Linked DNA regions of Homo sapiens: regions 1 and 3 are each linked to region 2. A link is a loop called in an ENCODE intact Hi-C map of the cell type or tissue named here. Cell type or tissue: right lobe of liver. All regions are shown on one strand. Each heading gives the region's core, and the rest is flanking DNA. Links, peaks and the distances in the headings are about the cores only.

Region 1 (10,877 bases), core at 3,818-8,817, 500 kb after region 2:
CTCTACGCCTGTCAGTGTCCTGATCTCCTCTCAGTCACATTGGGTTAGGGATCACCATATGACCTTGTTTAACCTTACTCGTGTCTTTAAAGACTCTATCTTTTTTTTTTTTTTTTTTTTTTTTTTTTTTTGAGACAGGGTCTCACTATGTTGCCTGGGCTGGAGTGCAGTGGCGCCATCTCAGCTCACTGCAAGCCTCTGCCTCTGGGGCTCAAGCAATTGTCCTGCCTCAGCCTCCCGAGTAGCTGGGATTACAGGCGTGCGCCACCACCCCTGGCTAATTTTTTGTATTTTTAGGAGAGACGGCGTTTCACCATGTTGGCCACGCTGGTCTTGAACTCCTGACCTCAAGTGATCCACCCGCCTCGGCCTCCCAAAGTTCGGAGATTACAGGTGTGAGCCACCACGCCCAGCCGTCTCCAAATACAATCACATTGTGCATTACTACAGTTAGGATTTCAACATGTGAATTTGAGGGGGACTCAAATCAGTCCATACACCCACCACCACCTCCACTTCCATTCACAGAAATGATTGCCAGAACTACAGACCTTGAGCTTGTGTGGGGTGACAATCCGACAAGCAACAGTGAGACAGAGCTGAGAGGGCTGCAGACCAGGATGGTGGGACCGAGGTTGCTAACAAAGCGCTGCTGAGACCTGCACAGCATGGAGGTGCTGCTGGGGGAGAGGGGTCCCCGTGAGTGGATCTGCTTGGTCTGCCCTTGCAAATAGTTCTTGTCAACGGGAAGGACTTAGAGCCCCTTGATCTACACTCATGGATACTTTTTTGAACTCAAGGTTTACAGTAGAAACCAGCAGCACCCCATCCCCTAGGGCTCTCTAACCCACTGTGTCTCTACCCTGACCTTACCTACCTTTTTTTTTTTTTTTTTTTTGTGAGACAGAGTCTCGCTCCATCGCCCAGGCTGGAGTGCAGTGGTGCGATCTCCACTCATTGCAAGCTCCGCCTCCCTGGTTCACGCCATTCTCCTTCCTCAGCCTCCCGAGTAGCTGGGACTACAGGTGCCCACCACCACGCCCAGCTAATTTTTTGTATTTTTAGTAGAGACGGGGTTTCACCGTGTTAGCCAGGATGGTCTCGATCTCCCGACTTCGTGATCCACCCGCCTTGGCCTCCCAAAGTGCTGGGATTACAGGCGTGAGCCACCATGCCTGGCCCTTACCTGCCTTTTTTTAACCAAAAATTCTGATCTATGTTCCAATAATTATTCAATAACTGCAGCTCTAGATTCATAAATAGAGTTTATGGGGAACCCCGTGGAGGATGCTGTTCAATGGGGAAATCTTGTACAAACCCGGTCTAGGCTTATCCAGTCCTTGGGTTGAACATTCTTGGAAAGAGGCTAACCTCCCACAGGCCCCCCTACAACACCCCCTACCTCGGCCCCCAACTTTCTTGCCGTGCTCATCTGGCTGGTACCTGCTCAAAGTAGTCATGTTCATTCAAAAAGACTAAGAGGACAAAGTGGGGAAGATGAATCTTTCTGAAAAAGAATTACTTCCTGTATTTCAAAGTGAACTGCAAATTTAAAAATTTTTTTTTACGATAAAATGCTGCTTGCATCATTCAAGCTGGTGCCACCCTCTCTCACTGCAGTGTCAGGTCTCTGTGCCGAGCCCATCGATTATCCTGCTAGTAAAATAGGAAGGAGCTGGAGGATCACTTTTTAATCTTATCCATTTTGGCGGTGATCCTTTTGGCTCTGTCTTAACACCCTAAGACGAGTCCTGGCCCACATTTTTCCTGGGGGTAGAAGAAGAGGGAGACGGGAGACAGTGCAGCTGTGTCATCTCCTTCAAAGCAAACCTCTCTGCGTAGACCTCCAGATGCAGAGCGGGCTTTGGAGGAACACTAAATCCCACCCTGATTGCCATTTAGCCCAGAGTTACTTGCGCAGAATAACAATATCCCCAAAACTACCCTGAACGAGGAGTTTAAACTCGGAGTGAGACGTGCTCATGGCTGCCTTGCCTTTGCTAACAATGTGAACTACAAACTCTTCTCTTGCCCGGTCCTCTTCCCGGAAAGTGCCTGGAACAAGCCGGAAGTCTTTCTGGGGATTTTAGCCATAGAATCTCAAGCCTGCTTTTCGGGATTTGCATCTGCCTTGTTTTTCCCAGTCTCACCTTCCCACCAAAGCCAGGACAATGCTAGTCAAGTTCATAGCCACAGAGTTCTGTGGGCATTCATTCCCTCATCGACCCCCTTTACTCGCAAAACCCAGAACCACGGAGGCTCCCCATAAACGCATCCAGGCCCTCCTGGGAACCTCCAGATGCAGTCTCGCGGGCCCCACTCCCAGTCCTTTCATAGCCTCCCACTGGAGCCTTGGGGTGATGTGTGTGTGTGTGTGTGTGTGTGTGTGTGTGTGTGTGTGTGTGTGTTGATGATGAAGGACACACGAGTGCTGTCCCCTCACTGCCATGGCTTCTCTGAGGTGCTGCCTCCAGCTCTGTGTCCTCTCAGAGCAAACCTCACAAGTAGCTAAACGGTGCCGTAATTGCTTCAGTGCCCCTGTGGTCACACTGTGCTCCACATGCGTCTATGAGGGCCGCTCTCCAGTCCGTGTCCTGCTATCTCACTGAGGCCTGGAGCCTCGACTTGTGCTCTGTACTTCACCAAGACGCTTGTGAAAATGGCCACTAGGCTGTTCTCTGCTGGGGAAAGACTTAGCTCCTGGGGCCATGCTGGGAAACAGGCTCCACACAGCTCTTTCCGCTCCTCACCTCTCTCACCTCTGCTCCCAGGCACCTTCACCCCAAATACACTTTTTTTTTTTTTGAGATAGTCTCACTGTGTCGCCCAGGCTGGAGCACAGTGGCGTGATCTCAGCTCACTGCAATCTCCACCTCCCAGGTTCAAGTGATTCTCTTGCCTCACCCCCCCTGAGTAGCTGGGATCACAGGTGCTCACCACCATGCCTGGCTATTTTTTGCATTTTTAATAGAGACAGGGTTTCGCCATGTTGGCTAGGCTGGTCTTGAACTCCTGACCTCGAGTGATCCACCTGCCTTGGCCTCCCAAAGTGCTGGGATTACAGTGTGAGCCACTGCGCCCAGCCCCAAAACACACTTCTTATTGCTTCCTTTCTTTCCCACACAAAACAGCAAATGTTTTGCTGGAGGCTGATGGCGCAGAAATTATCAGACACAGCTATACCCAGAATCCAGGTTAGGCTTAGTGGGATCCGCCTCCCATCCCGGCAGCTCTTCCTGGAGACACTTCCCCACCTCTGGTGGCCTAGCCGTTCAGTGTGGTCACTGTGGCACCCGTTGGGAAGCTGACACCAGCTGGTGTTGGCATTGCACTCCATCAACAAAACTGAGTCAACTGTCCTTCAACATAATATCACTTATATTGTTTCCACATCATCAATGTCTTAATATTTTACATAACTGATGTGGTGTTTCATCAACTACAATCTCTCTTAAGTGGAGGAAGCCTCACCAAATTAGTAAAATGCAATCTGAATTATATCTTTTAAATGAAACAGTTTTATTATTTCCAGCGCATGTGGAAATTTAGGCGAGATAAGTTTCAGGTGGACAACTCCTTCGGGATCTTTAATGAAGTCATGAAAATGGTTTATCATGAACTTATCAATTACTAGACGGAAATGAAAGCTTTTTGTAGCTTTGGAAAAGCCTGTTCCTTCTCCTCTACAGCGACATCTTGTTTACATCATCATGTGCTCAGCCTACTCTGCCCTCATAATTTCCACCAAAGTAAACGTCAAGCCTGATTCTGCAAAATATCACACATTTCAATTTGCTGCATTTAAGAACATTCTTGATATGTTATCCTTCTTTATCCCAGGCTCTTAAAATGCTTTTTCAAAACACTTGCTTGGACCTGTGGAAATAGGCGGTTCTGATGTTTGCGTTTTGAAGATAAGACGGCAGAAATGTTGAGGCCCTGATTGCATGGCTTGCCTGAGTTCCCAAGGCCTGAGCTCTGCCACTCCCATCTCTAGCCCAGTTCATTGGGCTCAAAGGTGGAAGGAGAGGCTGCTTCGGAAACCCCCGCCGCCAGGTGTAATTACAGTACCAAGAGCCGACCTCTTTGCCACACCAATGGTCCAGTGACCACTGCCCAGCACATGACTCTTGGCCTGGGAACGAGATGACATTCACTGAGTGTGACTGCCACATCTGAGTCAGAGGCGAGGGGGAAAAACAAGCACTTGTTTTCCACATGCATCTCCAAGGCTGCATTTCCAACTTGGCCATGGCCATAGAAGCCAGAACCTTACAGTGTCTTGGCAATTAAATGGTTTTCACACTTCTATTTTTAAAAGCCTTGGAACGAGTAACCTGGGGGATCAGAGTGGTTGGGTGAATGTCTTTCCAGAGCTCCCCACTGTCGGAGGCCCTGTCCTGGCAGCATTCCAAAGCAACTGCGAAACCAAAATGCTACAACAGGGCCTACTCTGCAAACCTGCTCCTCATATGATAAAAACAGAAACACCAGAGGCACCGGGGCCCTTGCAGTCTGTCCTACGTGAGGACAAAGAGTACATTCTGGCCTCCGGTCCCCAGGCAGTAAGATTATGATCCCACTATTTGCATGTGTACATAAAGCTTTCACATATGGGATTGCAGTGCAGGGGTCCCCAGAAAGCCATCTCAGAGAGGGAGGTTGGCACGAAAGAGGTTTCTTTAGGGTGAATTCTTGGGGTCAACACCTGGGAAGATCAGAGCTAATTCTTGGGGTCCACACCTGGGAAGAGGAGGGGAGGCGAGGGGACACGAGGGGAGGAGAAGGGAGGGAAGGGAAGGCGCTGACAGCTGTGGCCTGTCTGTGGGTAGCGCCCAGCAGCTGGGAGAGTAAGTCCTGCCTTCCTGAGGAGCTGAACTGTGGTCGAAGAATCCCTCACAGCATTTCATCTTGCTTTTTAAACGTGCAAACTTTAAAAAAAATTGAGGTGAAATGTACATAATATAAAGTCATAAAATTGACCATTTTTTCTTTTATTTCTTTTATTTATTTATTTGCTTATTTATTTGAGATGGAGTTTTGCTCTTGTTGCCCAGGCTGGAGTGCAATGGCGTGATCTCGGCTCACTGCAACCTCTGCCTCTCGGGTTCAAGCAATTCTCCTGCCTCAGCCTCCCGAGTAGCTGGGATTACAGGTGCCCGCCACCATGCCTCGCTAATTTTTGTATTTTTAGTAGAGACAGGGTTTCATCACATTGGTCAGGCTGGTCTCTAAGTCCTGACCTCAAGTGATCCGCCCACCTTGGCCTCCCAAAGTCCTGGGATTACAGGGGTGAGCCACCGCGTCCGGCCTATTTCTTTTATTTTTTTAAAGAGAAGGTCTTTCTCTGTCGCCCAGACTGGAGTGCAGTGAAGCGATCATAGCTCATTGTAACCTTGACCTCCCAGACTCAAGCGATCCTGCTGCCTCAGACTCCAAGTGGCTAGGACTACAGATGCACCCAGCTAGTTTTTTAAACTTTTCATAGAGATGGGATCTCGATTTGTGGCCCAGGCTGGTCTTGGGCTCTTGGCCTCAAGTGATCCTCTTGCCTTGGCCTAACATTAACCATTTTATTTTATTTTATTTGAGACAGGGTCTTACTCTGTCACCCTGGCTGGAGCACAGTGGCATGATCATCGCTCATCGTAGCCTCAACTTCCCAGGTTCAAGTGATCCTCCTGCCTCAGCCTCCTGAGTAGCTGGGACTATAGATATGCACCACCACCCCCGGCTAATTTTTTAATTTGTTCTAGACATGGGGTCCTACATTGCCCAGGCTGGCCTTGAACTCCTAGGCTCAAGCAATCCTCCCACTTCAGCTTCTCAAAGTGTTGGGATTAGAAGTGTGAGCCACTGCACCTGGCCAAAATTAATCATTTTAAAGTGTACAATTCAGTGGGATTTAATGACATTCATGATGTTGAATGTTAACATTGTGAATTTAGGACATTCCGCTTGTATCACATTTCAAAATATTTTCATCACCCCAAATGAAAATGCTACACCCATTAAGCAGTTACTTCCCCATCCCCTCCTTCCCTGGGGTCCTGGCCAACACGAATCTGCTTTTTGTTTGTATGGATTTGCCTCTTCTGGATATTTCATATACATGGAATCATACAATATGTGACCTTTTCTGGTCAGGCTTATTGCACTCAGCCCCATGTTTTTGAGGCTTATTCGAGCTGTAGCATGTGTAAATACTTCATTCTTTTTTGTGACCGAATAATTGTATGGCGATGTCTCATTTGGTTTATCCATGCATCCACTGATGGGCATTTGGGCTGTAGCATTTCATCTTTTAAAAAAGGAACTCACGGTCAGGCATGGTGGCTCACACCTGTAATCCTAGCACTTTGGGAGGCCAAGGCGGGCAGAATGCCTGAGGTCAAGAGTTCGAGACCAGCCTGGCCCACATGGCAAAACTCCTGTCTCTACTAAAAATAGAAAAATTAGCCAGGCATGGTGTCAGGCGCCTGTAATCCCAGCTACTCGGGAGGCTGAGGCAGGAGAATCGCTGAACCCTGGAGGCAGAGGTTGCAATGAGCTGAGATCGTGTCATTGCACTCCAGCCTAGGCAACAAGAGAGAAACTCTGTCTCAAAAATAAATAAAATAAAATAAAAAAGGAACTCAGTATCCTAAAAATCTTCTGTGTTGCAGACCTACTCATCCTTCCCTCCCGCTAAGCCCTGGCGACCACTGATCTTTTTACTGTCTCCATAGTGTTGTCTTTTCCAGAATGTCATCTAGTTGGAATCATACATTCCGTAGCCTTTTCAGATGGGCTTATTTCACTTGACAATAAGTTTCCTCCACGTCTTGTCATGGCTTGGTAGCTCCTCTTTAGTGCTGAACAATATTTCGTTGCCTGGGTGTACCACAGTTTATATATCCAGTCACCTACATCTTGGTTGCACAAGGACATCTCGGTTGCTTCCAAGTTTCAGCAATCATGAATAAAGTTGCTATAAACATTCATGGGCGGGTTTTTGCATGGATATAAGTTTTTAACCCATTTGAGTAAATACCAAGGAGTGTGATTGCTGGATGGGATGGTAGGAGTATGCTTAGTTTTGTGAGATACTTCCCAACTGTCTTCCACAGTGGCTGCATTCTCATCAGCAATGAATGAGAGCTCCTGTTGCCTCACATCCTCACCAGCACTGGATGTTGTTGGTGTTCTGGATTTTGGCTGTTCTCATAGGTGTGCAGTGGCATTGGTGTTTTAATTTGCATTTCCCTGTAACATATGATGTGGAGCATCTTTTCATGTTTATTTTGCATCTGTATAACTTCTTTGGTGAGGCGTCTATAAAGGTCTCTGGTCCACTGTAAAATCACGTTGTCTGTTTTCTCATTGTTGAGTTTTTGTTTTTGTTTTGAGATGGGGTCTTGCTCTGTCACCCAGGCTGGAGTGCAGTGGCATAATCACAGCTCGCTGCAGACTTGACCTCCTGAGCTCAAGCTATCCTCCCACCTCAGCCTCTCAAGTAACTGGGACTACAGGCATGCGCCACCATGCCTTGCTAATTTTTTATTTTTTGTAGAGATGAGGTCTCCTTCTGTTGCCCGGGCTGGATTCTTGAGTTGTAAGTTCTCTGTATATTTTGGAACTACGGTGTATATTACTATACTGGTGGACACATATTAGAAATGGGTGCAAACCCATAGACTACGCAACACCAAGAGTGAACCCTAATGTAAACTGAGTGACAGTGGACTCTGAGTGATTATAACGTGTCAGTGTAGGTTCACCATTTGCAACAAATGTACCGCTCTGGTGGGAGTGTTAATAATGAGGGCTGCGAAGCATGCATGGGCTCAGGGAGGATGTGGGGAATCTCCGTATTTTCTGCTCAATTTTACTGTGAATTTAAAACTGCTCTAAAAAATAAACTGTATTAAAACAGAAAAAAATAATTTAGGATTAATCAACGTGTAAGTTCCTGGTCATTGAAGTCAGAACCTCACCTCATTTGGAAGCAGGAAATCCCTTCTTTACTCACCGTGTGCATGGGACACACTGACCAAAAGCCCCTGCCCATTGGCCTTCCTGGGCCTGAAGTGGCACTTCATGCTTGCCCTCCACTTGCCTGTCGCCACATGCATGCCAGGGTGGCCTCAGCCCTGCCTTACCCTTTGCAGGCCCAAGTCAGCGGGGTCATCCCCAGAAAGGACTTGGTGTCATTTCTGGAACAAGTCATTTCTGGGGGTGCCCCTGCTGTCACTTCCCTCTGCTCCAGGGAACCCTCTCCTAGGCCCTGCCAGGGTGTGGGACTTCTTGCTGACCCCAGTCCTTGGCTCATCTCCCTCTTTCTTCTCCCAGGGTCGTTGAAGAGGGAGCCTATTCCTTCCAAGCCTTAAAGCCACCCTCCTTGGCTTTAAGTTACAGCCAACATTCTGGCAGTCGTAGGATCCACCAGCAGAAGCTATGTTCTCCTGCTTGGTCTATGGGTGAATCTCCGCAGGGCCCTCTGTTCCCCACTCGGTCCCCACTGTGAGGCCCCGCCTGGCCCCTCTAGGTTCTCTGCCCCCAACTGGTCCTGCCCACTTCTGCTCTCTCCTTCCCTTCTCCTCAATCATCACGCCCTTGTTCTCAGGCCTCAGTGCCCCAGCACTTAGCACAGAGGATCAGGAACTTCCACAGTGATCCTAAATCTCCCTGTTCTTTTTAAATTTACTTTATTTTTTAGAGCAGTGTTGGGTTCACAGTAGTTTTTGCTTCCGTCAAAAAATGCTTGTTGACTCGGAACCTCTTCCTTGGAAATTTCAACTGCAAATCTGAGAGCTGCTTTAGAGAACCCTCTGTGGGAGAGTGCCTGCCACCTGTTGCTCCAGTTTTCTGTACATAATCTATGATCCTCCTGGCAATCCCATGATGTGGGCATTGTTATTCCTGCGTTATAATCGAGGATGTTCAGGACAGAGCCTATCTAGGTGGGAAGTGGCATGGCCAGGATATGCCCCTTGGGTGCCCTAGGACCAGCTCTGTTCCCATCTCTGAGCTCCCTCTGCCCATCGGGTAAGGTCTGGTCACTTCCATACTGTTTTCAATCTACTCTGTGCCAGGCAGGGGGTCAATCACTGAGATTTGTAAGGTACATGGGTGGGGCTGGAGGTTAGAAGAGAGTTTTCAAATCACTTTCAGCCTAGTGGGGAAGGCAGGCCCATCACCAAGGCAGTCCACCAACAAGGCTAGAGGGAGCTGTGCTTAGCCTGAGGGAAGAGCCCCATTTCTGTGGCATTATGGGTGACATTTGAACAACTAACCACTCATTTCATTACCCAGGGTCAAACTTCGCCCCAGGGATATTCATTAGTAAGATGAAGAGGCTTACTGTTTGCTGTGGTCCTAATGTCTGTGTCCCCCAAAATTCGTATGTTGAAATCTTAACCCTCAAGTCGATGATATTAGGAGGTAGGGTTTTGGGGAGAAGATTGGGCCATAAGGAGTGAAGTTCCATGAATGGGATTAATGCCCTTATGAAACAGGCCCCAGAGAGAACCATCGTTTCTTTTGCCATGTGAGGTTACAGTGAGAAGTCGCTGGCTAGGCGTTGATGGCTCTTGCCTGTAATCCCAGCACTTTGGGAGGCCAAGGTGGGAGGATCACTTGAGGTCAGGAGTTCGAGACCATCCTGGGCAACATAGGGAAACCACGTCTCTACAAAAAACACAAAAATTAGGCCAGGCACAATGGCTCACGCCTGTGATCCCAGCATTTTGGGAGGCTGAGGCAGGCAGATCACTTGAGGTCAGGAGTTCAAGACCAGCCTGGCCAACACAGTGAAATCCCAACTCCACTAAAAATACAAAAACTAGCTGGATGTGGTGGTGCGCACTTGTAGTCCCAGCTACCTGGGAGGCTGAGACAGGAGAATTGCTTGAACCTGGGAAGCGGAGGTTGCTGGGAGCCGAGATCGTGCCACTGCACTCCAGCCTGGACAACAGCATGAGACTCCATCTTTAAAAAAAAATTAGCCTGGTGTGGTGGTGTGTGCCTGTAGGTCCAGCTACTCAAGAGGCTGGGAGGATTGCTTGAGCCTAGGAGTTTGAGGTTGCAGTGAACTATGACCGCACCACTGCACTCCAGCCTGGGCAACAAAGAAAGACCCTGTCTTTAAAATAAAATAATAATAATAATAATAATAATAATAATAAAAGAAAGGCCATTTATGACCCAGAAATCAGGCCCTTACTAGATACCAGATCTACCAGCACCTTGATCTTGGACTTCCCAGCCTCCAGAACTGTGAGCTGTACATTTCTATTTTTTAAAAGCCAACCAGTTTATGGTATTTTTGTTATAGCAGCCTGAATGGACACAGTTAAACCTGACTCCAGAAAGTAAAGCAGGCCCCTGTGAAGGAAGGAAGAGGGAGGAAGGAGGAAGGAAGAAGGGGGAGGGAGGAAGGAAGAGGGAAGGAGGGAGAAGGGCGGTGGCCGCACACCCCCACATCTCATCCGCCCCTGGTGGGCAGCCTCCCCAAGGGATTGATTCCTTCCTCAGCAACAGTTGCTCAGAGTTGAGCACAGGAACTTGCCTTTTTCCAAGTAGCAGACACAGGCCGAGGCACAGAGTGGGGCTGAGGAAATGTGCCGTGAATGGATGGTGAACAGGAAGGGACACTGAAGAAGGAGGCGGTACTGAGAGCAGCCATCTTGGAGCTTGGAAACGGAGACGCATGTGAAGCCGTTTGCACAGTATTTTTCCCTTAAAATATGGGTGGGGAACAAGGGGCTGTCATTTGTCTTTTTCTTTGGGATGGTGAGCAGTGAGCAGGGCACGCCGCGAGGAGCAAACTGCAGCCCAAGCACACGCGGTCAGCACGCGGAGCACAGGTGGGGAGAAGCGGCTGACGGTGGCGTGGC
Region 2 (10,877 bases), core at 3,338-8,337:
CTGGTGTGGTGGCACACACCTGTAATCCCAGCACTTTGGGAGGTGGAGTCAGGTGGATTGCTTGAGCTCAGGAGTTCGAGACGAGCCTGCACAACATAGCAAAACCCAGTCTCTACAAAAAATACAAAAAGTAGCTGGGCGTGGCAGCCCACACCTGTAGTCCCAGCTACTCGGGAGGCTGAGGTAGGAGGATCACTTGAGCCCTGGAGTCAGAGATTGCAGTGAGCCAAGGTCATGCCACTGAACTCCAGCCTGGCAACAGAACAAGACCTTGTCTCAAAAAGTAAGTAAATAATAAAATATTTTCTGTACACCCCTGTTGATAACAGCATTATTCTCAATCTCCAAAAGGTGGAAGCAACTCATTGATAGACAGACAAACAAAATGTGGTATACACATACAATGGAATATTTTTCAGCCTTAAAAAAGAAGCACATTTTGACATATGCTACAACGTGAATGAATCTTAAAGAATTATGTTAAGTGGAATAAGCCAGTCACAAAAAGATAAATATCATATAATTCCAATTATATGAGGTACATAGATTTGTCAAATCCATATAGACAGAAAGTAGAATGGTGATAGGGGCTAAGGGAGGAGGCCACAGGAGTTATTGTTTAAGGATATGGAGTTTCAGTTTTGGAAAATGAAAAAAGTTTTAAGGATGAAAAAAGTTTTGGAAGATGAAAAATGTTAGAGATGGATGGTAGTGATGGTTGCTCAACAATGTGAATGTACTTAATACCATTGAACTATACACTTAAAAACAGTTAAGATTGTGCATTTTATGTTATGTGTATTTTAGCACAACTGAAAAAAATAGTTAAAAGGGTAAATTTTATTTTACGTATATTTAACTACAACTAAAAAAAACATTGTACGTGGGAAATGCTGGTCTCAGTTTTTTGTGTTGGTTCTTCATTCTTAATTGTCATAATATTTTATTCATTCATTTCTTTATAAATAATGCACCATGCATAATTCTAGATGCTGGAGACATAGCCATGACTAAAGCAGACAAGGTCCCTGCTCTCACAGAGCCATAATTCTACCATCTATGACATCTTATTTGTGAGGATGAGATGGTATAGCATGGGATGGAAACCCCAATTTTACAGTGGCTTTAACACTCAAGATTTTACTCTCTGATATAAAATATCAATTTGGCAGGGACTCAGGATCCTTCCAGCTTTGTTCTTTATCAACCCTAGGGTATGACTGTATAGACATGATCCAGTGTGACTGCTGAATAGAGCTGGTCTTTGCATCTGTATTCCTACCAGCAGGAAGGAGAAAATACAACCAAGGGCATAATCCTTATTTTAGGTATACTCTTTGAAAGTGACATCCCATTGACAATAACTTAAACAAATGGCCAAGCCTAGCTGCAAGGGAAGCTGGAAAATGCAATCTTTGTTCCTGGCAGACATGTGTTTAGCTAGAATGCAAGGGTTCTTTTACTGAAAAAGAGGAGAATGGACACTGGAAGAGAACTATCAGAATCTGCTACACAATTATTTTCCCAGCACATCTTGAATTCTTTGAAGGATAAGAGGTCTCTCAACACGTAGAATTAAAAGGAAGAGCCCCTAAGGGGAAAGCAAAAAGATAATTTGAAATGATATCCCTCTGAGGGCTTCACCCCTGGAACAGCCCACTTCCTATTGGGAACATTTCCTTTTGATATGTAGACCTATGAACTAAAGAAACAAAACTCTCTTGCACATTCCCAACATGCAGTAATGGAACAGGTAGAAAATACTGCTATGAACATTGCTTTTTAAAAAGGAAGAAAATTGATACACACAGGATTCACTGGTCCACAGCAATTTTGAAATCTAGCTGGACATATGTTGCCAGTTCCTTGATTAAAGGATCAATTCTACTGCCTGGGAACAATTCACTTTGGCTCTTGGCTCTACCCTCTTGGCCATCTTCATTTTCCATGGAAAATAGCCCATGTTTATGGCTGAGTAATTTTTGCAGCCTGTTTCTGCCCACAGAAATTTGGATTTCATTTTGTATTTTCTATATCTTTCAGTCCAAGTTGATATAATTCTTTTAAAATCTTTGAGTTTTTAATGAATTATATTATAATCCACTCCATTAAACAGAATTCTTACCCAAAGGTCTCCTTCAAGATAAGCCCTTCTCTACCTTGGTCTTCCTATTAGGCTCCCAAGGGACAACATCTTTAAGATTCTTATAAGCCCTTTTTTGATAAAGGTGATCTGTGGGATATGCCCTTAAGATCCTTAGAGGATCTTTTATCTGACTAAATTGTTCTCTGAGGAATCACTTGAGATTTTTCTGAGATCATATCAAAGGATCTTATTGTTCTTACCTAGGTTTCATCTTTGCCTTGAAGCATTTTCCTTAATTGACAATCTTACAGAGCCTAGAAGTGACAGTTTTATTTTCAAATTCAGTTTTGTGTTCATCTTATTTCTTTCTTCTCATCTTTTACCGTAAACAAGAAGAAATAGCCAGAGGGCACCTTCAACATTCTTCCAGTGAATCTCCTTAGCTAGATAATTCAGTTCATTGGGTATAATTTCTGCTTTCTACTTTATTACAGGTCCTTGTGTTGCTAAACATTCTGCCACTAAATAACAAAGATCTTCCTCCAATTTCCAAGAACTTTTTCTTACTTTACTTCAAGCTCTCTCTACAAGCCTTCTTGAGGACCATCAGACTCTTCTACCAGTATCTTCATGGTCCTTCCAACTTCCACCTTCTTCCCCAAAGCCACTATCATATTTTTAGATTTTTATTACAACACCCCGCTTCCAGGTAAAAACCTGTTCCAGTTTCTATGGCTGCAAAATAAATTACCCCAAAACTTAGTGGCTTAAAACAGCCATTTATTAGGCTCATGGATTCTGTGGGTCAGGAACTTTGAGGTAGTGACTTGTCTCTAGGTTAAAAGATTTGTGAGATGGAAGACAAAGGTTGGGGATGGGAATCATCTGAAGTCTCATCCCTCACATGTATGGCACCTGATACAAACCGTTCACTGGGGACCTTGGTCCTTCTGCCTGTGATTTCTTTGCATGGGCTAGTTTTAGCTTCCTCATAGCATGGCGGCTGGGTTCTAAGAGAGAGTACCCTGCAAAAGAGCCTGATGATAGCTAAATTGCTTTCTGTGACTTAAACTTGGAAGTCACAAAGTGTTATTTCTACTTTATTCTATCAGTAAAGACAGTCACAAGGCCCATTCAAGTTTAAAGACTCGTCTTCTTGAGGGAGAAGTGACAATATTCTAGTGGAGTATATGGGACCAGAAATAATGCTGTGGCCACTTTGGAAAACACAGGAGAAGCCTAGGAAGGTACTCCTTTCATTGAGCTCTTGGATAATAAGCTCATCTCAGGCTCTGCTTCTAGAGAACCCAACTGCATTAGTTTCAAGGGCTGCCATAATGAAGTACCACAAGGTGGGTGGTAGAAACAAGAGAAATTTATTGTCTCACAGTTCTCACAGAGAAACTTATTGTCTCACAGAGATCCGAGATCAAGGTGTTAACAGGGTTGGATCATTCTGAGGGATGTCTTCCACACCTTGCCTTTCCTTTCTGGTGGTTTGCTGACAATCTTGGCATTCCTTGGCTTGTAGGAGCATCACTTCACTGTTTGCCTTATCTTCACATAGTGTTCTCACTGTGTGCATCTTGCTGTATCCAAATTTCCCCTTTTTGTAAGGATGCCAGTCATATGGGATTGGGGTCCTCTCTAATAACCTCATCTTAACTAATTACATCTGCAATGACTGTTTCCAGATAAAATTACATTCTGATATAGTGGGGTTAGCACTTTAACATATGAATTTAGGGTAGACACAATTAAACCTATGACACTGACCTAAGGATAGAGGCAGGAGGCGGAGAACTATCCTAGACAGATAGGAGAGGGTCCCCAGAGAACCTCTGACCCACCAAGGTTATTGTGCACAGGGGGCTTGACTAAATATGCCCACGGTGAAAAATTCTGTCCCTTAGCACATGTGCGGTAAGGGAAATAAATCAATGTGGCGGGACTCAGGCTAAGGGCCCCGCAAGTACACTGGAAGGATGGCGTGGAGTCACCAGGAATTCACACCTTACAAAAATGGGGAACTGATATGGTTTGGCTGTGTCCCCACCCAAATCTCATCTTGGGTTCCCACATGTTGTGGGAGGGACCCGGTGGGAGGTGATTGAATCATGGGGGCGGGTCTTTCCTGTGCTGTTCTTGTGATAGTGAATAAGTCTCACAAGATCTGATGATTTTAAAAGGGGGAATTTCCCTGCACAAGTGCTCTTCTTTTGTCTGCTGCCATGTGAGATGTGCCTTTCACCTTCCGCCATGATTGTGAGGCCTCCCCAGCCACATGGACCTATAAGTCCAATAAACCTCTTTCTTTTGTAAATTGCCAAGTCTTGGGTATGTCTTTATCGGCAGTATGAAAATGGACTAATACAGGAACCCAGCCCCATCAGCAGATATATAGAAGCCCTTGTATTCAACTTTGAAGGGGGCCAACTGGCAACCTGCTTTCAGGACCCCTCTTTTTGCTGAGAGCTTTCCTTTTTGCCTAATAAATTACACTCCACTCACTCTTTGATGTCTGTGTGACTAATGTTTCCTGGTTGTGAGACAAGAACCCAGATCTAGCTAAGCCTTAAGGAGTGAAAAATCATGCATCACTAAGACATAAGAGTATCTACTCTATGCCCAGGTGCAGTGCCTCACGCCTGTAATCCCAACACTTTGGGAGGCTGAGGCAGGTGGATCACCTGAAGTCAGGAGTTCAAGACCAGCCTGGCCAACATGGTGAAACCCCATCTCTACTAAAAATACAAAAATTTGCTGGGCATGGTGGCACAAGCTTGTAATCTCACCTTCTCGGGAGTCTAAGACAGGAGAATCACTTTAACCCAGGAGGCGGAGGTTGCAGTGAGTCAAGATCATGCCACTGCACTCCAGCCTGGGTGACAGAGCGAGACTCAGTCTCAAAAAAAAAAAAAAAAAAAAAAACAAAAACAAGAGTATCTACGTTACGCTATTTATTAAAAAGATTATCTGAAATAATACATAGTTCCTGGCACCTAGCAAATGATTAATAAATGTTAGCCATCATCATTTATCTTTGGATCCAGACAGACTAGCACAGTGCTTAGCACATAGCAAATATTGACCATCTTTGGGTTTTGCCTGCCTGGCATTCACTCCATCTTTTTCTGGTAAAAACACCTTGAAACAATCTTTTTGCTAGTCTTGGTGAGGCAATCATTCAAAATGTCCTGCCCTGCCCTCAAGAGGTGAGTATATGTGTGACCCAAGAATGCCATTCAGACTCTGTCTCCTAAAAATTAAATCTCGAGCAGAGTAACGTAGAGATAGAAAATGACAGAGATCATTTATCCCGCTAACAGTGCCACGAAAAGAGACTGACCTTTAGTTCCTACTATCTGGATACTTAGAGCTGTTTTGACTCCTGGCCTTTTCACAGCCTGGTGCTTACTTAGCATTTCTTTTAATTATTTGTGCCAGTCCACATCCTTGAGCACATTTCTTGTTTAGCTTAAGATAGTCAGAGTGAGTTTCTTTTGTTTGCGCAGAAACAGAAATAGACTGAAGTAGAAATTGATTCCTGGACATAACAGTTACAACTGACACTTAGAATGACAATGTGAAGTTGGAAGGGTCATGGTGAGGCAGGAGACAGTGTGGACCTCCGTTTCTCTGGCTGGGAAATGCCTATCTTCAAAAGCATGTTGTATCTGGAAACTCAGGCAATGTGTCTGTCCAGCTGGAGATTTGGGAGAGTCAGTAGAAAAACGTCAGCTCGTTGGATTAGGTTGGATACTTTTTTTTAGCCCAAGATAAGTTACTACAAGTAAGAGACAACTGGGTCATCAGAAAGCAGAGAGAGAGAGAACAGAAACTGCTAAGGGAAGCCCTTTCTAATTGTGGCCTGTGATCAAAGAGGGATAGTAGTCAGATAATCTTAAGCTGAATTCTCTCCCCTGAGTTAAAGTTAGTGGAAGTAATGTCTTAAGATTCTGAAAACTTAAGAGGAGCTAAAAAAAAGTCTCCCGGAAAAGCTCTACTAAGCACCTCCTTCTGGGCCTTCCTTGACGGATGAGGCTTCACTTAGTCCCCAATTTACAGCCCAACCACTGAAATACATGGGATGTTGGAGCTGAGATTGGTTTTATCTCTTTCGACTCAGGCTATTGCTTGTCATTGCCCCCAGGAAATGTTAAAATTGAAGGCTTTGTGGCTGAGAGCTGGAGGGAAGGGCAGAGCTCTAAGGCCTGTTGCTATGAGAGAGGACATCCTACCATTGGATGTGCATGGAGGGCCTACTAGGTTTCTAAGAAAATTGTTATTTCTGGATAAACACTTAACCAACCTAAGGTAATCTCCAGGCCCCTGAACTCTTCTCAATAGAAAATTAGGTTCTAAATTAGTTTAACCCTCACAAGTGATCCTCTCCACTGTCCTTTTCAGAGGTGACCACAGTGGATACTGGACATTGGCTCTTCTCCCAGAGGAGAAAACCAGAATCAACTACTTTTGCTGACCAATATATCCACTCTGTCACTGGAGCAGACAGCACTTTTTATTCCTGAGAAGCAGGATGTGACAAATTCTGTTTGCCAATGACCACTCTAAGCTGTTTCTTCCCCTTCCCTTTTCCATGTGAGTTTTTTTTTTCTTTAATTAAGATAACCTGACCTATTTCTACCATTGTAGATCAGGTTAAATTTATCATTTAACCTCAGTTTGCCAATACACAAGGAGCTATTCTGGGCCAACCTGAGAATAATGCATGTTGCTGAGAGGTGGATGCAGTAACTGGCCTAGCACTTGGGGAAGGAGGGAGTTTTGAGAGGTATGTAAAAGAGTTGCACTATTGCAGGTGATAACAATTATGATGATGCTGCATGTATGAGAAGGAGAGTGTGTGTATGGATATCAAACAGCTTGGGAGATTATAGTGGACAATAATTGTTTTCACCTGCCAGTATCCCAAGTTTCCTTTATAAAAACTTTCTTCCGCGATGCTTGAGCCAGACAGTTCTAGAAGGGCTGAACCTATACCTCTACAGCTTGGTTGGCATGTAACCCAAAATTGTGTGTAAATTTATTCCATCTTCTCGGCTCAGTGAATGATTTAGGAAAGCTTACGTGATCCAAGTCAGATCAATAGAGTCAGCCACAGAGTTCTGAAGGAATGATTGGGAAAGACACATTCTTTCCAAGGGATTGCTTGGCTGGTAGAACGTAAGTTTACAGCTCTCAGGGCCTAACCTGCCACCAGGGAGAGAATGCCTGAAAATGAAGCTCGGGGAAAGGAAAGCAAAGTAAGAACAAGAGTAAGAAAGAGAATGAGAGCCAATAAATATCCTTTTTGCTTAGCCATTTGGAGTAGGTGTAGTCTATTTTGTCTGGAGCTCAGCACCTGTGAACACTCTCCTTTTGGTTAGGAAGTTTCTTTCCTCCCCAAATTAGATATCAGAAATTATGCTTTCTTCACCCCCCTTGTAGCTAGCTGGGCACAAGCATGTGACTCAGGCCCCATCAGACATCCTTGTGAAATTTCTTTGAGATGAGAGCAATGTGAGAAAGTAATGCCACATGGAATCCATTTCTGCCAGTGAGAGTGACACCACTGCCACTTGGCCTTCAGAGGTGGCATTGTTGAGTTCCTATAACAGGGCTGGCAGTAGTGCTTGTGTCAGTAAAGTTCCTGCTGGCGGTGCAAAATGTAGCATTGAATGCTGGGAGGTGAAGGCAGTAGCAGTGTCTTCAGGCTAGTCCTGACAACTGTTTGTGGTGGTATCCTGGAAGTTCATCCTTGAGCCTGGCTCTCTAGCCCTCCTGGCAATTCTGCGACCTACCAAATATCCTTTAATAGTTTTCTTTTTGGCTTAATCAACCAATTAGTTTTTGTCACTTTCAACTAAAACTTCTGGTACTAAGGTAAAAATCAGTAAAAATTTGATAGAGATATAAATCAATGAATGAATGGCAATTCTGTGAGGTATATATTATACTTCCATTGTACAGAGGAAAAATTGGCTGAGTAATATTGGACCTTGCATCCTGTCCAAGGTCACGCAGCTAATAAATCCTAGAGTAAAGATTTGAATTTTGCTCTTTTTTGAATGCCCGAAGTTCACGTTTTTGAAATAATTTTGTGGCAGATAGAGCAGAGGGGCTTGCACAGAATTCATTCTACCCTTCTTGTAGAGTGCCTTCCTATACTGCAGAGGCTAGAAAACTAAAAGTGACATTTTCCAGACTTTCATACAGCTAGGAATATGATTAGGATCCACCAATAAGATGTACTTGTGTGAAAATTTAAGTTAGCACTGAGTCAGGTAGGAAGGAAGGCAGTGCCCAGGCCTTCATTTTGATGGTACGAATCTGTTACAGTATGGTTTGGGGCCAACAGTTGAGTCCACAATTTTCTGATTGCCAAATTGTGGCAAGGCAGTGTGATCTAGGATCTGGTGAGTGGTATAGTGGTTTCCTGATCCCCAGCTTCCAGATTGTTGCAGAGATAGTTCTCTAGACAGGTGAGCTCTCTAGTGTTGTTCTGGAACCCAGTCCACAGCCCACTCCTCCAGCCCCTGTAACTGTGGGCATGGGATTCCCTGTAGCCAATCCTTTCTTGCTAAAACTACTAGAATGGTTTCTATTATCTGCTTCTGAATCTTGTTTAATACGAGCATGGATAGAGGTCAAATACTACATAACAAAGCAGCAGTACACAGAGATTCTTATCGTTTCTAAGCCGCAATTAAAGAGAAAAAAAAGGATGCATTCAAGGTAAATTTATGTATTTCAGTAATAAGCACCATGGACTTTGTGGTCTTGCCACACCCGTAATCCCCAGAAACTGGGTGTATCAGTCAGCGTACCACCGGCAGGAAACAGAAGGCTCATTCACAATGGAAACTCTGGGGAGACTTTAATAAAGACTAGTTTTGGCCGGATGCGGTGACTCATGCCTGTAATCCTAGCGCTTTGTGAGGCCGAGGCGGGCAGATCACTTGAGGTCAGGAGTTTGAGACCAGCCTGGCCAACAAGGCGAAACCCTGTCTCTACTAAAAAATACAAAAAAAGAAAAAAAGAAAAAATTACCCAGGCATTGTGGTGGGCACCTGTAATCCCAGCTACTCAAGAGGCTGAGGCAGGAGAATCACTTGAACCCCAGAGGCGGAGGTTGCGGTGAGCCAGGATTGTGCCACTGCACTCCAGCCTGGGTGATAGAGTGAGACCCTCCTTAAAATATAAATAAATAAATAAATAAATAAATAAAGACTCGTTTTTACTTATCTTTTATTTCTATTTATTTAATTTTTTAGAGACGGGGTCTCGCTATGTGCCTAGGCTGATCTCGGATTCTTCCCACCTTGGCCTCCCAAAGTGGTGGGATTACAGGCATGAGTCACCATGCCCAGCCTAAACGAGTTTTTAAAAATATAGACTGGGCATAGAGAACCACAGGGGTCGTACAGTGCCCCTAGACCTGAAGCAACAAGTGGAGGAATCTATTATGGAAATTTGAAGACAGCTAGGTAGAGAGGGTGCTTTACTGGAGCTGTGACCTTTGGTTGCCGAATGCAGTCATGGCAACCTCACAGGCAAGGTGCAGGGAGGGAGCAACCTTACACTCAACTGTTTTTTCAAACTTCTGCACATTTGCTGAGCTCACCTAGAAGCCACAGGACACAAGCGTGTGCTGTAGTCCTTATAGGACAGTCTGCCAGGGTGGAGAAAGATGGAACGTGGATCTAAAGGGCAAATGGGAGATATCCAGCACACCACGTGAAAAAATTAACAACCTCAGTGCAGTAAGAGATCATGAAGAACGCAGGCTGAAGTATTTTATGCTCCTGAATTTATAATGTTCACAGATTAAATTTATTCTTTTTTTTTTTTTTTTTTTTTTTAGACAGAGTCTCACTCTTCGCCCAGGCTGAAGTGCAGTGGTGTGATCTCAGCTCACTGCAACCTCTGCCTCCCGGGTTCAAGCGATTCTCCTGCCTCAGCCTCCTGAGTAGCTGGGATTACAGGTGCGCACCACCCCCAGCTAATTGTTGTATTTTTAGTAGAGATGGGGTTTCTCCATATTGGCCAGGCTGGTCTCCAATTCCTGACCTCAAGTGATCCACCCACCTTGGCCTCCCAAAGTGCTGGGATTACAGGCATGAGCCACTGCGCCTGGCCTGAGTTTATTCATTCTTTTTAAAGATAGTCAACACAATCTACTCATGTGATTTGAGGTCGTTTTGCTTAGTTTAGCACACAGTGCCGTGGAGTATGAGAAGTGGAAAGCACTCTAGAGATCTCGCTGAACACCCTTATTCCATAGATGAGGAAGTCAAGACTTAGGAACATGACACAAATTCCTCCAAAGTCACTTATCCAAAGTTGCATAATCAGCATGCACACCCAAATCTACTGATGCCCAGTCCAGAGCTTCTTCCACTATTGGCAGCTGAAATCCATGCTGGACGTGCAAGTTGTGCTCATTACAAACTGCCAGACTGTGATACAGCTGTGGTCTGAGCCTGGAGCATCCCTCTGCCTTAGTCTTATTATTCTCTTCATTTTAAACATTTACCTGAGAAGCTGAATTCCAAAGACACTTTTCCTAAAAATAACTCAAAGACATGCAGGAGGAAATTAGCATACTGTATTTTCTTCAGCTATAATTTACAGTGTGTAATCTAAAAATGTGCAACAAAGCAATGCTAGTAGTGCAGAGAAAATTCCCCTGGGATATTTGGTTCCATTTAAAAACACCTCAGTATGGGGGGGATGTGGGAGCAGCAGCCTGTGACACACTTCCATCAGGGCAAAATGTTATTCCAGT
Region 3 (10,877 bases), core at 3,804-8,803, 320 kb before region 2:
GCTGTGCCCTTACCCCAATATCATCTTGAATTGTAATTCCCAAAATCCCCACGTATGGTGGGAGGGAACTTGTGGGAGGTAAGTCAATCATGGGAGCAGTTTCCCTCATGCTATTCTCATGATATGTAATCTTTCATGAGATTACATATCATGATTACATATCATGAGATTACATATCATGATTACATATCATGAGATTACATATCATATTACATGATATCATGAGATTACATATCATGATATTACATATCATGAGAGAGTAATCTGTCATGAGATCTGATGGCTTTATAAGGGGCTTCCCCCTTCTCCTTCCTGCTGCCATGTGAAAGAGTAACTAATACAGCAAGTTGGTACTGTAGAGGGTGGTGTGCTTCTGTGAAGATACCCAAAAATGTGGAAGTGACTTTGGAACTGGGTAGCAGGCAGAGGTGGGAACAGTTTGGAGGGCTCAGAAGACAAGAAAATCTGGGAAAGTTTGGAACTTCCTAGAGATTTGTTGAATGATTTTGACCAAAATGCTGTCAGTGATGTAGATAATGAAGTCCAGGCTGAGGAGGTCTCAGATGGAGATGAGGAACTTCTTGCAAACTGAAATAAAGGCGACTCTTGCTACACAAAGAGACTGGCGGAATTTTGCACTTGCCCTGGAGATCTGTGGAACTTTGAACTTGAAAGAGATGATTTAGGGTAACTGGCAGAAGAAATTTCTAAGTGGCAAAGTGTTCAAGAGGAAGCAGAGCAAAAAAGTTTGGAAAATCTGCAGCCTGACAATGCAAAAGCAAAGAAAACCCCATTTTCCGAGGAGAAATTCAAGCCAGCTGCAGAAATTTGCATAAGTAATGAGGAGCTGAATGTTAATCACCAAGACAATGGGGAAAATGTCTCCAAGGCATGTCAGAGATCTTCACAGCAGCCCCTTGCATCACAGGCCTGAAGGCCTAGGAGGGAAAAATGGTTTTGTGGGCCGGGCCCAGGCACCCCCTGCTCTATGCAGCCTTGGGACATGGTGCTCTGCATCCCAGCGGATTCAGCTCCAGCTGGTGCTAAAAGGGGCCAATGTACAGCTCAGGCCATTGCTTCAGAGGGTGCAAGCCTCAAGCCTTAGAAGCTTACATGTGGTATTGGGCCTGCAGATGTACAGAAGTCAAGAATTAAGGTTTAGGAACCTCCACCTAGATTTCAGAGGATGTATGGAAATGCCTGGATATCCAGAAGTTTGCTGCAGGGGTGTAGCCCTCATGGAAAACCTCTGCTAAGGCAGTGTGAGAGAGAAATGTGGGGTCAGAGCCCCTACACAGAGTCCCCACTGGGGCACTGCCTAGTGGAGCTGTGAGAAGAAGGCTTTTGATTTTAACAGGCTCATAGGTAGAAAGGACTTACATTGTCTCAGAAGAGACTTTGGACTTGGACTTTTTAGTTAATGCTGGAATGAGTTAAGACTTTGGGGGACTGTTAGAAGGGCATGACTGTGTTTTGAAATGTGAGGACATGAGATTTGGAAGGGGCTGGGGTGGATCGATATGGTTTGGCTGTGTTTCCACCGAGATCTCCTCTTGAGTTGTAGTTCCCATAATCCTCACATGTCATGGGAGGGACCCAGTGGGAGGTAATTGAATCAGGGGGGCAGTTACCCTTATGCTGTTCTCATGATAGTGAGCGAGTTCTTATGAGGTCTGATGGTCTTATGAGGAGATTTTCTCCCTTTTGCTAGGCACTTCTCTTTCCTACTACCATGCAAAGAAGGATGTGTTTGCTTCCCCTTCCACTATTATTGTAAGTTTCCTCAGGTCTCCCCAGCCATGTGGAACTGTGAGTCAATTAAACCTCTTTCCTTTATAAATTACCCAGTTGCAGATATTTCTTCATACCAACATGAGAACAGACTAATACAGTCCCTAATATGTATTCTGCATGCTAATCTCTGTCTCTAAGACTGTTTCTCTGGGAACCCAAGATGAAATACCAATGTAATCAAATGTTTTGTTTCTAATGTTATTAAAATGTATTGCTTTACATTAAAGATGTATACATTTTTAATAATCATTTAAAAATATGATATTGTTTGGATATGTTAAAATTACCTGCTACAGAACCACTTTCCTCTGGAAACAAGTAGGGCTGGTTGATTTGCTGTGATGGAAAAACAATCAGGAGTGCAAAGGGCATTTAAAGTAGGCTACAAAATTGTTAAGTCTCCATACTTGAGAAACTATACTGGGAATTGAGAAATGGCATTGGAGTTTACGTAGGGGAGAGAGAAATTAGGGGGTTGCTAGTCCCAGTGGGGATCCACACAAAGTTTTTGTTGTTGTTGTTGTTGTTAAGGCCTCTAGCTATACAGCTTCTTGAAGGCTAGGACTGATTCCCACAAAGAGCTCTGTCAAAGGCATTACAGCATAGTGAAGATGACTTCGTGTGGCCATCATCTGCCTTCTCTCTGTTCTTAGTCCCCTCTGCTCTTGGTCTCTCAGAACATCTTTTCCCCCTAATATTTTATAGCCAATAGAAATATGCTGAGGATATTTGAATTTTAGAAGAGAATTCAAAAGAAGGTACAATCTTTCAACATAGAAGCATGAATCTGAATTGCCAATGAAAGAGTTTCGGATACTATAACTAGAGCAGGAATGGTAATTTAGGGGAGACAGACAGTCTACCCAGCGTTGACCCAGATAATCTTCCTGAATACCTTTAATAGAGTCTTTGATTAATTGTGCCTTGTGCTGTGATTACTCATCCACCCCACACTGACACCTTGGTCGTGCAGTTTGCCTCACTATCAGTTTGAACTTCAATTCTGGATTTGACAATTCATTCAACAAATAATAACTAAGAACCTACCAGGTGCCAGAGACACAGTCGTAAAAAACCAAGACAAGGTCCCTGCCTTCTACTGGAGGAAGACAAAGAAACAAACAGATAAGCAAATATCATTGTTGCAGAAAGCAAGAAGGGCTAAGACAAGAATAAAGCAAGGTTAAGTTAGAGGACAACCAGGTGACCATTTTAGCTGTGATGAGTGAGGCCACTGAAGACCTTTCTGAACAGGTGACATGTGAACAGACACCTGAATGGTGAACATCAAGTCGTGAAGATTTAGGCAGAAGAGCATCCCAGGCAAAGGCTTGTAGTAGGAGCACAGCAAACAAAGGGGAGAATGACAGATGGGTTGGAGCAGTAGGCAGGGGTCAGAGCAAATAATTTGGATTTTGTTCTAAATAGTTACAGAAGGATTTTTTTTAAAGAATGAGAAATACGATGTGATCTAAGTTTGCAGAGATCCCGCCAACTGCTGCTTGAGGAGAGGGCTGTAAGGGAATGACAGTGAAGTCAGGTGAAGCAGTTGGAAAGGTAGAGTTATAGAGCAGGTAAGGTTGAGCATAGTGGTGCTCTGTAGAGGTTATGGGAACTGATTGGGTTCAGAATGAATTTTAGAAATAAAACCAACAGGACTTGGCAATGGATTAGGTGTAAGGAATGACAAAGAGATGACTCAAATATATCTCCCAGGTGTCCTTCCTGGCATAACTGAATGAATGATGGTACCATCAGTTGGGATGGAGAACACTGGAGGAGTAGACTTGGAGGCCAGGGAAAAATAAAGACTTGTGTTTGGACGTGTTAAATCTGAGATGTCTACATCCTACTGAAGATCTTAAATAGGACACTTGTGTATATAAATCTATAGTTCAGAAGAGAAGCTGGGGCTAGAAGTATAGATCTACACATCAACTGATAAAGATGCTTTTGGAACCCATGGGACTAGGGATATCAAGGAGATCAAGGGTATAAGAGATCAAGGACTGAGCCCTGAGGAACTTCAATATTTACAGAAGTGGTTTACAACACTCCATGCCCATTGAAATTACCAGAAGATTTTTTTTTAAATGTTGAACCTCTACCCATCCTTCACATATCTGATTTAATTGGTCTGGGGTTCAGTTTGAGTATCAAGAAATTTTAAAACTCCTCAGTGATTCTAACGTGCAGCTAAGGTGGAAACCACTGATTAAAAACTGTTAATTGTAGCTGTTTGACAGGCTGAGGGGAGAATCACGTAAGCCCAGGAGGTCAAGGCTACAGTGAGCTATGTTCATACCTTACACTCCAGCCTAAGTGACAGAGCAAGACCCCATCTCTTAAAAAAATGGGAAGAGAAAGCTAAGCCAGAATTACTAGAATGAAAAGAGCCATCAGCAAGGTAGGAAGAAAACCAGGACAGTAGTATCCTGGAAGTTAAGTGAAGAGACTGTTCCAAGAATGGCATGATCAACTGTGTCAAATGCTAATGAGACATTAAGTAAAATGAGAGAGAGAGAGAGAGAGAGAGGGGAGAAGGACATGAGGGTGTGGGTGACTCAAATGTGAAAAGCTTTTATAGGATGTAGGGGTGAAGGCCTGCCCAGCACAGGCTAAAGGGAGTGGATAGTGAGAAGGCAGAGATTGCTGCTGTGTGCTGTGTCCCTTCTGCCCTGGGCCAGGGTCACTCAAATGCTAGGCTCACATCCAGCATCTCTGGCTGCTCCTTGTCCCGGGGCTTGGATGGCCAATGCCCCTCAAATAACACTATCTCAATTACTTATTCCAAAAGCCAGTCAACATTTATTCCACAGCTCATTGAATACATACTCAGCACATACATGTGCTAGTTATTGTTAGGTAGTGGGGATACAATGCCAAATAAGTTAGAGTTCTTGCTCTCATGAAACTGTCAATTCATTGAGGAAGAGGGTCACAAATAATCACAACAAAATAGCAATCTTGATTCTACTTCCCCAATGTTACTCTTCGTTCAACTCTTATTTCCACTCACCTAGTTTAGGCCTTGAAAATGAGTAATAATGTCCTAAGCAGCCTTCCTGTATCCAGTCTCTCCCTTCTTGCCAATCTAGTTTAAACCTTGCTGCCAAATTCCTCTTTCTGAAACACAACCCTGTTCATGTAATCTGTTAATTGAGGAAGCCTTCATTGAGCACCTACTAAGTACAAAAAAAATGCAAGGTCTTCCCTCCTATAATGTAGGGTCAATTTATGGCTCAAAAATCCCAATCATGTAATATCGATTAAGAAGTAAACTTAGCAGATATCTAGTCCCCACCAGAATCTCCTATATTAATCTCTCTATAAATGATAAATGGACAGCTGGATGGAGAATCCATTTTTTTAAAAGGAGCCAAATACATATTCAAGAAGCTGGAATTTTTACAATTTCTTCCTCCAGTCCCGCTTCCTGCTCAACAGAATACAAGCTTCTTCATTGCCATTCAAGACCTTCTGTAGGCCAGGCATGGTGGTTCACACCCATAATCTCAGTACTTTGAGAGGCCAAGGTGGGAGGATCGCTTGAGCCCAAGAGTTTGAGACCTGCCTGGACAACACAGTGAGACCTTGTCTCTACAATAAAATAAAATAAAAACTAGCTGGGCATTGTGGCATGCTCCTGTGGTCCCAGCTACTCGGGAGGCTGAGGTTGGAGGATTGCTTGAGCCCAGGAGTCAAGACTCCAGTGACCCACGATCATGGTACTGCACTCCAGCCTGGGTGACACAGCAAGACCCTGTCTCTTAAGAAACTAAAGTAAATGAGAAGCTGAGGCGGGAGAATTGCTTGAGCCCAGGAGTTTGAGAACAGCCTGGGCAACATGGTGACACTTCATCTCTGCAACAAATACAAAAATTAGCCTGTCATGGTGGTGTGCACCTGTAGTCCCAGCTACTCAGGAGGCTGAGGTGGAAGGGTCACCTGAGCCCAGGGAGTTTGAGGCTGCAGTGAGCCATGATCACACCACTGCACTCCAGCCTGGGCAACAGAGTGAGATCTTCTCTTAAATAAAAATAAAATAAAAAGACCTTCTGTAGTTTGACCCTAAGGCACTCATGTCTTAGTTTCTGATATTCTCCCTTTACAGTACCCTCCCTGGATGTGCTTTCACACCACCACACTTTCCCCTTATTCCACATAATCAAATATTACACATCCTTCAAAGCCAAGGTCAAGGTCCACCTTCTCCATAACACCATGCTGAGTCCCTCAGCTGACTCATTACCTCCCTCACCTGAGATCCCTCAGGCTTTACTTTTACCTTCCTTAGGGGTTTCTATCTTTGATGATTGGTGCACCTGTCCTTTTTTTCATGCCTCATTGAAAGGTCCATGAGATTTGGGCTTATCTCCTGAATGTCTCCGTCTCCTCCATGGTACCCAGCATAGTGACTTGGAAGTTTCACTTGACAGACACTCGTGGAATGAACAGAGCAGTGATTCTCGGATCTGTTTCTTATTTTGTGAAAGGAGAAGCTTTCTTAACATACAAACATTTCTACTAACTCTAATATTATAATTCCTAAATTTAAAGTATTAGCTAGTATTGTATGCCTGATACTGTGTTTCCCATTTCGAAGACACAATTGTGACTTTTTGGGGGGAAAGAAAATACACAAGAAACAATTCACTTATAAACTGAATATAAAAAATGCTAGTTGTTAGCAACAGAAAATAACAAAGTTGCTCATACTGGGAGGACATACATGTAGTCAAGAGTCACCAGAGCATTAAAAGGAAGAGGTGCTAGCTGAGCTGAGCTTTGAAATCCCCATACAGTTCTTAAGTCCTGGGCATTTTAAGCCGGGAACGAAGGCTCAGTCAGGGCCACTAGAGGGAGCCAAGGCTTGCAATCTGCAGAACACGCTTTCTGGCTGAATTAGCCTTGGGTTCACAGATTCTAAAACATTTGCTTAGCAGATTGAAAAGGATCATCTTTATCACACATCTACAGGACCATTTCTAAAATGCAAGCTATGTTGAGTTTATTTTCAGTTTTTAGTAATGTTAAACCCCTTTGGAGAAGATAAATATTAAGAACTTAATGTCTGTGCATTTCATGCCATTTTCGCCAGTGAATATATCCTGAGACTTATTGGTGAGCTAATCTGAGATATTTAACAACCCCTGATGGGGTTTCTGGGGATGGAGGTAGAGAAGGACCAGGTGGGATCCTGTTCTATTCCCCTCCCACCTAATCAGACTGGCCGGGAGCTGGGCTGTCCTGGACCCACCAGTTTTCAGAGCTTGAGGTTCTCGCATCATCAGGCCGGGAGTCTAGAGGTTACTACCCACACTTTCAAATACTAAGCCTGTGGGACCAATTATGGCCACCCCCCTAGCCTTTTCAGTCAGTCCAACGCCACAGAAAGCCCTAAGCAAGTAGTGTTTAAAAGTACCTGGATGTTCTGGGGCAGCAGTGTGAGCAGTCTGGCCACCGTCACCAGACCTGGCCCTAGTGCTGGGTCTTGATGGACGGCTCAGGGTGAAGGAGCGAGGCTCCCATTCAAAGTCGGATGATAAGAGTGAGGAGTAGCTGGAAGGTGAGGGAGAGTAAATGGCTAATGTCCTGATTGATTGCCCTGCCTCAAAGAGGGTGACACTAGACAAGGTGAAATCACAAGAAATCACACATTTACTAAATGATTAGCATGGATCATATTTTCTTGCCATGTATATAAATGTTTATTTGTACTAAAATTTGGGACACAGAAACTTAAGAAATAAAAAAAGAATATTGCAACTACAAAGCCATTGTGAATTATCCTCAGTATCCCTGAGAAGAACCCTCACGCTATGAGGAGGACACTCCAGGGGACCCCGGCATGGAGGGGTCTCCCATACTACTTACTCCCAGTGCCACCAGATAGACCAGCTGCTGCAGAGCCTGCAACGTGAGAGTGGAGTACCTGAGAGGCCCCCTTTTCATCCAAAAGCCACTTGCAGAAAGCCTCTTAATGTGGCTGTCATCCAGCTTCCAGCTAAGCTGAGGGCAGGAGACTGAAGACTCATGTCTAGAAAGAAGAAAGAATAGCAAGTTGATTGGGCAGTCTTCTAAGTTGAGTTTGCAAAAAGCAGTGCATTATCCAGTACTCCTCTGTGCCTCCCATACTGCTGTCCTGGCACCCTCATGCTTTTCCTCTCCCTCTAAATCCTAAGGGAATAAGAAAAGGGAGATAAAAGCAAGCAAACAGAAATAAAAAAAAAGGATATTGCGTGGAGACTTTCTTTGGCCACTAGAGATGCCCAGTGAGGGTGAGCCAGATGAGCAGAATCAAGAACAAGGCTGGAGCTGCTACTCCTAGAGGTGGGGCAGGACAGAGTTCCAGGCAGCATCAGGGAGAGAAAACAAGGGTGTCCTGACTTGTCTGGAACCTGCTGTTCAGGCTGGAGGGCTGTGGAAAGCCAACCCCAAGGAAGAGTAAGGAATTAAGAGGAGAGGTCTGAGCTGCAGAGGGCTAGGTTGCTCCTGTCTGTGCTGTCTGAACTGCTCAACCACTGTGGCTTTTCTCAGAAATAGGCTCCACCTGGCATCCCTCCAGATGAAGTGCAAACTCTAGAGGCAGAGTATGGGCTGAATTGAGAGAGAAGTGGCCAGCACTCATGCCCAGACTCCAGGAGCACAGTTTGAACCCTACATAAAATAGAGTGGGGGCCAGGACTGCAGCAGGTAGAGTAAACACACGGTCTAACGTGCTGGGGCGAGACCAGGTGGGGTCAGTGCCCTGTCTCTGCCTGACTCTGCCAAAGGAGAGTGGGACTGGAAGCTTCCCTGCACTTGTGGGGTGTGGATAATAGGGGACTAGTGAAATTTAGAAACAAGAAGAGAGGCAGCTTTCTTTCTATGGGGGAGCTGGGGTTGGCCACATCAAGAAGAGCTCCAATTCAGGCAGATCAAAGTGTTCTTTCAGTAAGCCCTCTGGAGGCTCAGTGTCTTAGTCTGTTTTGCGCTGCTATAACATAGCATACCTGAGAAGACTGGCTAAAAGCAGAAATTTATGTCTCATATTCCTAGATGCTGGCAAGTCCAAGATCAAGGTGTTGACATCTGACCAGGGCCTTCTTGCTGTGTCATAACATGGTAGAAGGACAGAGAGAGAGGGACCAAACTCGTCTTTTTATAAGGAACATGCTCCTGCCATAACCGCATTAATTCATTCATGAGGGCAGAGCCCCCATGATCCAAACACTTCCCATTAGGCCTCATCACCCAACACCATTGCTTTGGGAATCAAGCTTTCAACATGTTAACTTTGGTGGGTCAGGGAGGAACATTCAAACTATAGCACTCAGCATGAATTGTAGCCACAATCACAGTTGGCACATATGACTCTGTGGTCTGGTTTTAAATTGGACTTAAAGCTTGGTAAAGGCCAAAATGCATTCAAACTTGGGTACTCTTCCCCAAACCCCACATATCAAATCCTTCAAGATTGGGTTCAGGTGCCACTGTCTCCATAAAATCATCTGAGTCTCTCAGCTGACCCACTACCTCCCTCACCTGAGATTCCACAGCCTTGTTTTCACCTTCCACATGGGTTTCCATCTTTGATAACTGGTGCACACGTACTCTTTCTCATGCCTCACTGAAAGGTCTGTGAGGCCAGTGCTCCTTTCTTGGGCATCTCTGTCTCCCCCTACAGCACCCAGCACAGTGGCTTGGAAGTTTCACTAGATGCTTGTAGAACAAATAGAGCAGCAGTTCTCTGGATCTGTTTTCTATTGTGTTAAAGGCAGAAGCTATATAAATGTTTCCCCAAAGTCATTTTTCTGATTCTCTAATTTAGGTTAAGTATTAAATACCTACCACATATCTGATCTTGTGTGTTCTGATTTCAAAGAAATGAAAGACACAATTGTGATCTCATTGTGGTAACACAACATAGAAGGAACAATTAGACTATGAGACTAATATAATAAATTGCTTAATTGTACCACATTGTAAGAGGAGATCAGAAGAGGGAGAGCTGCATGTGGTCCAGGGAGGGAAGGGAGAGCTAAAAGGGAGAGTAGTTGGTTACACTAAGCTTTGAAGATGGGTAGGATGTGCACAGGATGGCAGCCCTACTGATGTTGCAGCCCTTGCCCTTGATGCCCTGCCCTGGGCCTGGAGCCTGCAGTGACCCATCTCCTAGAGCTGTCCTGGTTTTCTTGTTGTTGGTTATGCCTCCCAAGCAGAAATTGCAGTAGTTATTGAGAAGGGACAACCATCAGGACACTTCTTGGATTTTTGTTTCTCATAAACTGAGAAAACTGGGCTGGGCTGGCTGAGAGTCCTCCGTGACTACACCCTCCTTCTCAGCTAAGTAGGAACAAGTTTCATTACAATGCTTTCCACTTGTCAAACACAGACCTTCCTTGCCCTGATCAACTGGGATGAAAGCTCCCCACTTCTTATGGGGCCACCCACAATCTGAGGCTTTACCCTTGCCATGACACTTGGGGTATCTTGTTCAGAGTTCCCATCATCCAGCTGTTGGAAAAGTAATTCCAGTACTCAGCTGGTGGTCATAGAAACTTAACTGTCCTCAGTTCAGGGATATAAGATTCCTTTAAGCCCTTCTACCTGAGAGATTAGACTTTCATTCCCCAGAGTCTGGTCGAGGTCTGGTTTAATAGGTAAGACAGAAAGCCATGGATCCTCAGAGGTAAGTTTGTGCTTTATCTGTCAACATGAGACATGGTGAACAGTGCTGCCTGGAAACCAGTCTCAGGCCCCGGTTTTGCCCTTTCATCCAGATAAAGCAATTGCTCTGGAATAACATGATCTGCGAGTCCAACAAACAGGCACACCCTACACTCAGCACACAGGCTGGCATTGTTAATATGGCATGCTTTATGGCTTCCCAAGAGAGCTTTGCTATGTTTCCTACCATGGCCACCATTTTCCCTCCCCATATAAGTCTTTACATCTTCAGTGCCTAGCCCAGAACTGGCATGCAAAGACATTCTATAAATGATGCTGAATCCTGAGGGAGACACTTGGCAGATGAATGACACTAGCTAATACAGCGTTTAAAGGCATGGTGTGACACAAAGATAAACATAAATATCCTC

Evidence for each region. Hi-C counts contacts between places; a loop is a spot of excess contacts. Peaks named below come from ENCODE experiments on the same cell type or tissue, not always from the same donor. Only the 100,000 strongest peaks of a DNase experiment are listed, where the experiment ranks them.
Region 1: it touches region 2 in a loop (3-fold over the local background); 58 of 110 quality-filtered maps call a loop at or near these places.
Region 3: a loop joins it to region 2, with 4 times the contacts of the local background. A loop is called at or near these places in 18 of 110 quality-filtered maps.

What each region holds. Positions count from the first base shown.
Region 1 is chr15:57,308,491-57,319,367 of GRCh38, forward strand. LINC01413 (long intergenic non-protein coding RNA 1413) reads left to right here and starts at 10,648. Exons shown (of 5, transcript NR_120337.1): 1 at 10,648-10,877. In right lobe of liver, for the core only: no CTCF peak of the experiment used is centred there; no DNase peak of the experiment used is centred there.
Region 2 is chr15:56,806,545-56,817,421 of GRCh38, forward strand. No RefSeq gene overlaps it. Among named protein-coding and RNA genes, the nearest start is that of LINC03065, 75 kb to the right of the region's middle. RefSeq lists enhancers at 289-458, 7,580-7,749. In right lobe of liver, for the core only: a CTCF peak has its summit at 5,311; no DNase peak of the experiment used is centred there; H3K27ac peaks cover 610 bases.
Region 3 is chr15:56,484,667-56,495,543 of GRCh38, forward strand. It overlaps LOC105370832 (a long non-coding RNA gene), which reads right to left. Exons shown (of 4, transcript XR_007064652.1): 4 at 7,482-7,834. Among named protein-coding and RNA genes, the nearest start is that of MNS1, 25 kb to the left of the region's middle. RefSeq lists an enhancer at 6,525-6,819. In right lobe of liver, for the core only: a CTCF peak has its summit at 6,657 (motif pointing right); a DNase peak (open chromatin) is centred at 6,645.